2 separate regions of the Homo sapiens genome follow, and region 2 is linked to region 1. The links are chromatin loops, found by intact Hi-C in ENCODE. Cell type or tissue: ascending aorta. All regions are shown on one strand. Each heading gives the region's core, and the rest is flanking DNA. Links, peaks and the distances in the headings are about the cores only. Region 1 overlaps CHRDL2 (chordin like 2). Region 2 overlaps POLD3 (DNA polymerase delta 3, accessory subunit).

The links. Peaks named below come from ENCODE experiments on the same cell type or tissue, not always from the same donor. Only the 100,000 strongest peaks of a DNase experiment are listed, where the experiment ranks them.
Region 2: it touches region 1 in a loop (4-fold over the local background); 48 of 110 quality-filtered maps call a loop at or near these places.

Annotation. Positions count from the first base shown.
Region 1 is chr11:74,724,215-74,729,594 of GRCh38, reverse strand. All of the region lies in intron 1 of CHRDL2 (chordin like 2), which reads left to right. Among named protein-coding and RNA genes, the nearest start is that of CHRDL2, 4.5 kb to the left of the region's middle. In ascending aorta, for the core only: a CTCF peak has its summit at 2,839 (motif pointing right); a DNase peak (open chromatin) is centred at 2,854.
Region 2 is chr11:74,608,357-74,613,736 of GRCh38, reverse strand. POLD3 (DNA polymerase delta 3, accessory subunit) reads right to left here. Exons shown (of 12, transcript NM_006591.3): 4 at 2,199-2,238; 5 at 727-859. Among named protein-coding and RNA genes, the nearest start is that of POLD3, 18 kb to the right of the region's middle. In ascending aorta, for the core only: a CTCF peak has its summit at 2,228; no DNase peak of the experiment used is centred there; H3K27ac peaks cover 953 bases.

The sequences.
Region 1 (5,380 bases), core at 154-5,153:
GTTTCTGCTCATGAGAGCAGGCTGAGTGTCTCTGGCCTGCCAGCAGCATGAGACTCACATAAGTCTTTCCATTACATAGAACAAGTAATGGAATTAGCTCAGTGTTGTATTCAAATCCTGGCCGTGCCCCTTAGAGCTGTGTGACTTTTTGTAAGTCATAACTTCTCTGAGCCTCAATTTCCTAATCTGTCTAAGAGAGATACTAATCCAGAACTTGCAGGGTTCTTGGGAGGATTAAAGGAGGTAACGGATTAAAGTGCCCAGCACAATGCTGTGTACTTAATAAATGTCTCTTCCGCTTTCTTGAACCCTGAGGGTTTCCTCCTAACACCTGCCTCCTATTTCTTAAAAGAGACTTTGCACAGGATGCCCTCCATGCCTGCCTCCCATCCACTTGACACCTTGTTCTTAGTCCCTGCAATTTTTTCTCCAGATATCATTGCCCTTGATGCATCTTGGAAAGATGTCCTAGAACCAGACTGTTATCCTACCCACACCCTGCTTCTTTGCTTCCCATATCTTGTCAGCCTTTCATGGCCTTGCCTAGGTCACACCTCTTCAAGCAAACTCTCCCCGGTGACTTGATCCACTCTGATCTCCCTCGTCTGTGCCTCCCTGGCCTTCAGCTCTGTACCTCTCAGCAGGTCCTGCCAGTATTCCATCTTCCCTACAGCCTTGTAAATACAGATCTCCAGACATGTGAGAAAAAGACTTGGAGCCAACTCATTAGGGTGAGGTGGACTGGCACTCATTGGAGAATGTTAAGATTCCTGGATGTTAGAGCTGGTGAAACTATCAAAAACCATCTGCTTCTACCCATCAATATACCTATACTTAGAGTTAAATTGAAGCCCAGAAGAGAAGAGTGACTTGCCCAAGGTCACACAGCAAATTTATTAAAGAAAAGAACAAAAGCCAGGCACAGTGGTACACACCTGTAGTTCCAGTCACCAGCTACTTGGGAGGCTGAGAGGGAGAGGAACCCTTGAGCTCAGGAGTTCAAGGCTAGCCTGGGGAACATGGTGAGACCTCATCTCTTAAAAAACAACAACAACAACAACAACAAAAAACAGAACAGACCTGGGTCCTGGACCCTGATTTGTCACTTATTGGCTGTGTGAGTTGGGACAGACCACTTCTTTATCTGAGCCTCATTTTGTTTGGTGCTGACAGCCTATGAATCTAGAAAGGATCCTATAGTCATTTGCCAAGATGCTATTTGAAGGTCTCTTACAAAGGTCCTCATCTTAGTTTAAGTGAGATCTCAAGCCTGTTGTGGGTCAGAAATCTGGTGATATCTTAGGTGCTTTCAGAAACAGTGCTAACGGATGGAAATGTTCAAGTCTGTGTGGTATCAGGCTCCTGAGGTGTCGGAGCCCTGAAGAATGCCAAGGGCCTGTGAACACAGGTAACAGTTTGCTCCTCAGGCTATTCAAACAAAAAGTATTCTCTCTTTGGTTCTATTTCCAGCCATAGATTGAGCCCTAATCCCAATACAGACTAAGTTGCAATTCCAGCCACAAGCCAAGCCCTAGTCCTCCAACCTTGGCCACAGGTTGAACACCAATTCCACCCCTATACAAGACCCCTTACCCAGGCTGGGTCCCTGACCTGGTTACTGACCAGTACTGGTCCCAGCCCCAGGCTGAGCCACAGACATGTGTGATGCTGGTCACTCTAGACACTCGGCTCTTTGTGGATGAGTGTCCACCAGAGGCCTACTATCTTCTTACCTCCCTCTTCAGTGCTTTCTGCCCTACTCCTCTCAGCTCCTCTCTTTGGTTCTCTTCCCTAATTGTCCCTTGTAGGTGTCTAGTATGCTCTGCTTTCTCTTCCCTCCCTCCATCCAATCCTGCTTTCAGGAGAGTCAGTTACCAAGTAAAAACATGGGGCTGGGTGCAGTGGCTCACGCCTGTAATCTCAGCACTTTGAAAGGCCGAGGTGGATGGATTACTTGAGCCCAGGAGTTTGAGACCAGCCTGAGAAACATAGCAAGACCCTGTCTCTAGAAAAAATAAAGAAATTAGCCTGGCATGGTGGCACATATCTGTGGTCCCAGCTATTCGGCAGGCTGAGGTGGAAGGATTGCTTGAGCCCAGAAGATGGGGGCTGCAGTGAGCTGTGATTGCACCACTGCACTCCAACCTGGGTATCACAGTGAGACCCTGCTGAGAAAAAAACAATCCATGTATTTTTTTTCTTCAAGGGTTTTGTTTATTATGGGAATCGAAGCTTTCGTTCCCAGGTGATGAATTCCGGACCCTAGACGCAGGCATGGGACAGGAAGGGAGCTCCGCTGGTAGGATGTGATGTGGAGGGCAAACCTGGAATCAGAAAGTCATGGATCCAGCCCTGGCTGTGCCATCAATTCCAACTGTGACCCTGGACAGGTTGCCTTTCTCTACCTCTCAGTTTTCTCCCCTGTAAAGTGAGATGGTTGGACTCAAGTGGATGATTATTGAGGACCATTCTAGTTTTAACACTTCGTAATTCTAAGTCTCCAAAACCCAAAGGTGTGGTTGCCTTGATTCCGAGTCCACTCTGGCCTTTGGAATAGGGATGTGGGAGGGTGGTACTCCTGCCCTGCCAGGGAGGAGTGGACAGGCAGACCCTCAGACACCAGAAAAAAGTGCCTGGATGGCCTGGGGCAGTGAAGGTAGTGGGAGACCGGCCAGAGGGGACCTGCTTGTCTGTCCAGCTTAGTCGCATCCCCATCTACCTGTGCAGGTGTGCATGAGGCAGTGGGGAGCACCTAAGTGAAGGCCTGAAGTCCGGCTCCAGGCTGACTTCTCTCTGGATCTCTGACTGGGCCGTTCTGCACCTCTCCTCTCCCACCAGCAGAGGTCTCTGCCTCACTCACTGGCGCACAGGCTGCTGAGCCTGAGCCCGGCAACAGCTGCGCAGTTGCTCCAGCTGTTGCACCTGTTCCAGGACTGGCCTCTCAAGTTCCCCCAGCCGCCAACCATGGCGCCGGACTCTGGGAGAGGGACCTTGAATCCTTCATATTCTCAAAGAAAAGGACTGGCATGACAGCGGTGCCCCTGGGAGGTGTAGTACAGAGATCATTTCAGGCGTCCCCCTTCCTCTGTCCAGGACCCCATCCTCATTCTTGTACTCAGGAGTTCTTTTTTGTGTCTCGCCAGAAGCCTTCTGTTTACAAATTAAGGCCATTTCTTCTAGTCCTGCCTAGTAGGGGATGGGTGTCCCTGTAAGCATTCTCTCCACATCTGACGACTGGCATTGAAGATTGTGCTGGAGTGAATCAAGCTTAGTCAAGTCCTGATCTCTCTCTGGGACTCAATTTCCCACAAAGGAAACAGGGGACTGGATGTCTCTGAGTCCCTAGCTTTCTACGATTCTATGAATCTAAGCATATATGTCCAAGGCAGAAAAAAATGTGAACAGTCCCCACCCTGTTTCCTGCCCTTTAACAGGTAACAGAGCTGCCTTTCCTGGTTTGATAGTTCTCTCCCTAGAGGCCCTTCTATGTTCCTGTATGTCTGTCATGTGCCAGAGGGAAAAGTCAGGTTCAGAGAAATGCAGTTCCTTTCTCCGGGTTGCACAGCTCAGCCACTGAGGAGCTGAGGCTTTTCTTCTGATTTCCTTAAGAGGCCTCTCCCACCGGGTGCCAGAGCCCAGAGCAGAGCTTATGTCTCAGAGGGGAGCAAGTTTGTTTGTGTGAAGAGGGGATTATAAATAAATAGAGAAAGTATGGCTGTGTGGGTGTGAGGGAAGAGATGTAAACGTTCTACATTCCTGGGCAGCCTGGCTCACTCAGGTTTCCTGAGTTCTTGCAGCCTGGGGACAGGCCAGCCACAATTCCAGACCTCTCTCCTCTCACCCCGGCCCCTCCTGATGCCCTTTCCAAGGTCTTGACCAGCCTCCCCTCCAGCCCAGAAGCTTCTTTCTAGTTGTCTTTTCTGCTTCCTATTGGGGAAGAATTCTCAACCGCACTAACCCCTTCTAACTGACCACCATAAAAAAACCTTTTATCACAGCATGAGAGTTTCAAGCCAGACTGTGGGATGAGCTTGGAACTTGGATAGAGACAGTTTGGAAATTTTGACTTATGCGTGAAGATCATGGAATCACTCATCCCCTTAGCTACTCTGGGCTCCTGACCTTTTTGTACATGTTGTCATTTGGTTTGGCCAGTGGTTTGAGCATTCAGATGGCAGGGAGCTGGAAAGTGGGGGTTGTCAGAAGCTAATTTCTGTTAGGTGGCAAGGTAAAAGTGCTGAAAGGGAATTGGCCCTCTTCCCATATAATGAACTACTCCTTTTGTTAAAGAAAGAGGCTTCCAGGGCTGGGCGTGGTGGCTCCCGCCTGTAATCCCAGCCCTTTGGGAGGCCCTGGCGGGTGGATCACGAGGTCAAGAGATCGAGATCATCTTGGCCAACATGGTGAAACCCCATCTCTACTAAAAATACAAAAATTAGCTGGGCGTGGTGGCACTCACCTGTAGTCCCAGCTACTCGGAGGCTGAGGCAGGAGAATCGCTTGAACCTGGGAGGCGGAGGTTGCAGTGAGCAGAGATTGCGCCACTGCACCACAGCCTGGTGACAGAGCAAGATTCCATCTCAAAAAAAAAAAAAGAATGAAAGAAGCTTCCAGGACTAAGGACCGTCAATTGGCTCCTCTTCCAGAATCTCTCCCTCTTTGTTAACTCTGTTCTTTCATCATTGATTTCGTTCATCAGGCACGAACTCTATGTAGGCTCTACCTTGAGCACAAAATTTAATGAGATCTGGTCCTTGCTCTCAAGAAGGTCCCAGTTTGGTTAGGAAGCAAAGCTTACTTAAGAAGTACCTCTAATCCATTTGTGATGAGAATTGTAATGAGGGCTGAACTCAGTTCTGCAGGAAAGGCCAGTGGCTGGAAGTTTGGGGCAGCTTCACAGAAAGGGTAGCATCTAAGCTGGCTTTTGAAGAATGGGAAGGAGTTGGTCAAACATTGGAGATGGAGGATTCCATTCCAGGTGGAGGAAACAGCATGTTTGAAGGCACAGTAGGAGGAGGCCTGGGGGCTGGTGGAAGAGTGAGGAATTTAGCAAGAGGAGGTGAGGCTGAAAACAGGGCCACCACAAAAAGTTTTGCTGGAAAAGCAGGCAGGAGCCACCTCATGATAGGCTGGGGATGACACAGTGACATTTGGAATCTGTCTGGTAAACATTGCTGTCCTGAAATCAGATTAGATCAACTAAGTCCAGTCACTTTAAGTCTGTTCAGACAGGTAAAGAGATTTGGCTGTGGCCCATCCAAGTGGACACTTCCTGTGGGAAAGGGAGCTAGTGTCTAGCACTTTGGATATGCCAAAGAGAAGCCTCTGTGTCCTTCATGAACCACATCCACTCCCACCTCTGTGCCTTTGCATCTAGCAC
Region 2 (5,380 bases), core at 98-5,097, 120 kb after region 1:
ATGAGTTATTTGCTGAATGAATTCAAATGATTTTGCTCAGTACCTGTCAAAGTAGTAGGTGCTCAATGTATGTCTGGGGAACTGATCTGAATTATCAATACAACCCCACAAAGGAGACATTATTACATTGAATTTAAAGGCAAAGAAACCAAAGCTCAAAGAGTTTAAGTAATTTGTCCAATGCCACTGGGCTACTAAGCAGCAAAGCCACAAATCAAGCCTGTGACCACCAATTTCCAAAATGTACACGCATTATAGTCCGTTACCTCCTTGTGCTGTTAAGGATACAAAAGATTTAAAAAAAAACCTGATCCTGGCTATGGAAGCTCAAGAAAAAGTTGCTTTTGGATGAAAAGTAGAGGGATATCAAATTAGGAACTGTTTTTTTAAGGACAACGTTTGAACTGGTTCTTGAAGGATGGGTAGGATTTAGACAAGCAGAGACTGGGTAAGGGAGTTAGAGAGGGCACGACAAACATTTCTGGTGGCAGTGACAGGATAAATACATGAGAAATAGATTTATGGAGAGTCCACTGGGGTTTTCAATATGGGTTGTGGCTGCTATTTTTCACCTTATGATGTACTAATAAAACCAGGCATGTTTCTTACTGCAAGATAAATGGGGTTTTACTAGACTTGGCATTCACTCTTAAGAGGCAGCCACTGTGTAAACATCTTACAAAATCAATTCGTAAAGAAGCCCACAAGGAACATTAAGACGCTTACTTGCTGCAGTTCTGCAAGTTGCTTTTAAGGATGTCATAGTCAGTATTGAACAGAGGCCCACTGTCCTTTAGCATGGCTTTCTGGATGCTGTACACATGGATGCTGGCAGTCACAGCTAGCTTGGACTTCACTGCTACAAGTCAACAGGAAAAGCAGTCAGTTAATACACAAACTTCATAGCATGTGGGGACTTTAACAAGAAACCCTTCTGCATTAAAGCATTTGTAATCTGTGGTGGTCCAAAAAACTCTAAAGGCCACACAGCCACATATACAGTGAAACATCAACTCTTCTGTCTGCAATGGGGACATTATGACAAGGTAGGTGGTGGTGAGTCATTTCTAAGGACAGCACCTGAGAGGGTATCACTCATCCAGTGGACACTTAGTAAATATTAATGATTGATGATGACTACGATGATCTTTTTCTTTTGGTCAGAAAAGAGCCTTACACTATAGCATATAATTAAAGAGTACTAAGTAATTTCTATCTGAGAATATTCATTTATATATTTCAATTTTAGTTTAGAGAAAGCAACTCTGTAATAAAAACACTACTAACTAGATAAGTCTACGGAAGAGAAACACAAAAGAACACCACAAGAATAAATGTTAGGTTCCGCGAAGGAAGGGATTGCAGCTAACTTGTTCCATGTCCCCAGTGCCTAGTATAGAGCTTGGCACATAGTAGATCATCATTACATATCTACAGAATAAAGAAATTTTGCTTTGCTTAACACTGTGGGAATTCAGAAAGTAAAAAGTGGACAAACCCACCACTCTGAATACTTCAGAGTTAAATTTGGTAAAATACCCCCACCCTACCCCCATGGACAGGAACTCTTTCTTTTTAAAATACACATATTTTTTGTGTCCCTGGCGTGGCTGCCCTCCACCCTCCTCAGTCCCAATCTGTGAAATGGGGCCTGCAGGCCAAGGAGCCTTTATATACAAAGTACAACAGTACAGGTTTTATCTTGAGATATAGGTCCAAGATCATGAGGACCCTGACTGTTATTAAATTCCTTTGAATTGGGTTTTTAAACAATCCAACGGTAGCACTGATAGTCTTGAAACAGTTAGACAAATTTAATTTAGAAGTTATTTAGAAGTCTTTCTGACTTCCAGAAAAGCATTCTTTAACTTGTTTCCTAAAAAAACTGCCACTGTCTTTTCACAGTTGATGAGGTAGCTCATATGGTATTCATAACAGTTTCTGCATGTGTCACGAGTTTTGAAATTCTGTGATAAAAGTGCTTTATAAATGTCAGCAACTATTGGCCCTAAAAATGGGAAGTCAGGCAGATGTAGTATCATATTTTAACATGCTTTAAAAACTACTCATAAAATGAATATTGGGCTATTCAGTTAAATAGCTAAATATATTATACGCAGATGTTAGAGGCAGATTTTTTATTGCACCTACACTGATGCCATAAGAGGAAAAACTTGCTAAGTCACTAAAACACTTACCTTCCAATTTATCTTCTCTCACTACTGCAACCTTGTGGCACTGTAAGAAAATAACACTTTATTAGTGCTTAATGTAAGAATCTGCAATTTTAGTTTCCTTGCTCCAATAATTCAATTGTGCTTGGATGTGAAATTAGGAAAACACCAGGCACTCCTTAAAACATATGTTATAATTTAATAAAGTCAGACTCACTTTTAATTTGCTTACTTTCAGGAAAAAAAATAATAATTTGCTTATCTTAAAACTTCTCAATAAGGTTAAGGAAAGTGATCTAGCACAGATTTCAGTACTACAATTAAAAAAATACAGCATCTCAAATCAGTGTGAGCAAAGGCTTTTTAGTGAGTGATTTAATAAGAATTACTGTATAATCACATGGAACCAGATAAAAATTGGATCTGTTCCTCACATCATATACCAAAATAAATTCTAAATGGATTAGAGATTTAAATGTAAAAAATAAGGCCGGGTGTGGTGGGTCACGCCTGTAATCCCAACACTTTGGGAGGCCGAAGTGGGTGGATCACCTGAGGTCAGGAGTTTGAGACCACCCTGGCCAACATGGTGAGACCCTGTCTCTACTAAAAACACAAAAATTAGCTGGGCATGGTGGCAGGCACCTGTAATCCCAGCTACTCAGGGGGGTGAGGTAGGACAATCACTTGAACCTGGGAGGCGGAGGTTGCAATGAGCTGAGATTGTGCCACTGCACTCCAGCCTGGGTGACAGAGTGAGACTTGGTCTCAAAAAAAAGAGAAGAACACATATATGCACATGAAAACATGTGTGAATTCTATAACCTGCTATAAGCTAAGAAAGAGGGAACATTTCCTAAGTATAATTCAAAATCCAGAAATAACTGAAATAATCTATTTTAAAAAAGCAACTTTTAAATGAAAAAAAAACGTAAGTACAAAAACAAATGATAAAGCGGAAAAAAACTGCAACTTACATCACAAAGGGTTAATACACAACTTCTAAAATTAAAGAAAACAAAGACTAACAACTCTTTAGAAAATGGGCAAGAAAGGCCAGATGTGGCTGCTCATGCCTGTAATCCCAGTACTTTGGGAGGCCGAGGCAGGCAGATCACGAGGTCAAGAGATGGAGACCTCCCTCGTCAACATGGTGAAAACCTGACTCTACTAAAAATACAAACATTAGCTGGGCATGGTGGTGCATGCCTGTAGTCCCAGCTACTCGGGAGGCTGAGGCAGGAGAGTCACTTGAACCTGGGAGGCAGAGGTTGCAGTGAGCTGAGATCGTGCCACTGCACTCCAGCCTGGTGACAGAGTAAGACTTCGTCTCAAAAAAGGAAAAAAAAAAAAAAGGGCAAGTGGTAGGAACAGACAGTTCACAGAAAAAGAAATATAAATAGCCCTAAAACATATTATAACATAATGCTATATGGAAACAGGCACTCTCATACATTGTTGGTGGGAACAAGAAGCAGAGTGATATTTGGCAACATCCAACAAAAGTACACATGCACTCACCCTTTGACCGAGCAATCCTACTCTAGGAATGTAACCCTAAAACACACTAGCAAAAATATACAAAACACACAGACACTAAGCTATTCACTACAGCACTATTAATATTTGTAATAGCCAAAGATCATAAATAACAACTACCAATAAGGGATTGCTGAATAAGCTAAGGTATATCTATCAATGTGGCACTATGTGGCTGTAATAATTAATGAGGAATATTTCTATAACTGCTGTGGAGTGATGCTCTGAATCTGTTATGTAAAAAAAAGCAGAGTGTAAAATAGTTTGCACGTATGAAAACATTTATCTAACAAAGAGAGGCAAAATGAATATATATTTTCTTATATTAAAAATATATACAACAGGCCAGGCGCAGTGGCTCACGCCTGTAATCTCAGCACTTTGGGAGGCCGAGGCAGATGGATCACGAGGTCAGGAGTTCAAGATCAGCCTGGCCGAGATGGCAAAGCCCCGTCTCTACTAAAATACAAAAAAAATTAGCAGGGCGTGGCGGTGGACGCCTGTAATCCTAGCTACTCGGGAGGCTGAGGTGGAGAACTGCTTAAACCTGGGAGGCAGAGGATGCAGTGAGCTGAGATCACGCCACTGCACTCCAATGCTTGGCCAACAGGCAAAAGTCCATCTCAAAAAAAAAAAAAAAAAAAAAAAAAATATATATATATATATATATATATATATCAAAAACAATGGAAGGAGAAGGCAAACTCAATGTAACAGTTACCTCTAAGGGAAAGGAGGGAACCTATCAATTGAAAGCAAAATGGAAAAAAAAAATTGAATTGAACTAGATATTGAATTGGTGGCTTCAGTACAGTGAGGAATTATTTCAAGTGATTCTAAAATACAGGATGACTGTGCATCCTTAGCAGGACATATCCTACAGACAAAGAACTGCAAAGAAATCTTATTTTCAGTAATCAAATTGTTGGTAATAATACAGGTTTTGCTTTTCTAAACCTCGTGTATTTGTCTAAAGCAAATAGATATTTTTGTTAATGTTCGGAACCACCAAAATTCACAACATAAAAAAAACAGCAATCTAAACATCAAATAAGTTTTTTAAAAAGTGTAACCATAAGTTTGAGCTGGGATTATTAATGTTCTCATAATGCATTTTCTCTTAAAACTGGCACTCCTAAAAATGTCATTTTCATTGGTTTATTCAAGGGAAGAAAAAAGTCATGTTCCGTAAAACTGCACACTAAAAATTACAGAGCTTATTATAAAAATTACAGACCATTAGGAATGAACCACTCAAAACCAATGCAGCTTTGCAGTAAGAGCCCTAAAAACAGTAATTCGCACCTCATGAGAAGATCTGAATAGACCAGACAGGTCCGTGTGGCTATATACTGCCCTGGGGGATACTGAAAGTACATAAAAACAACAGAATGGAAATGCCAGCTGGTGCTAAAACAATGCAGACCAGAGTGGAGCTCTGATTCAATGGGTTCCTATTAAAGTGGACACGGGAGTTAGGGAGCATCCACAAACCCAGAGCCTAGGAGGGGGTAAGCCCTCTGTTCTTAGCATAACAGGGAAAACACGGCTAGTTGATGAGAGAAAATTATTCACAGAAAAATTACAGCTAAAAAAACAGAAAGGCCAGGTGCCGTGGTTCATGCCTGTAATCCCAGCACTTAGGGAGGCCGAAGCAGGAGGATCAC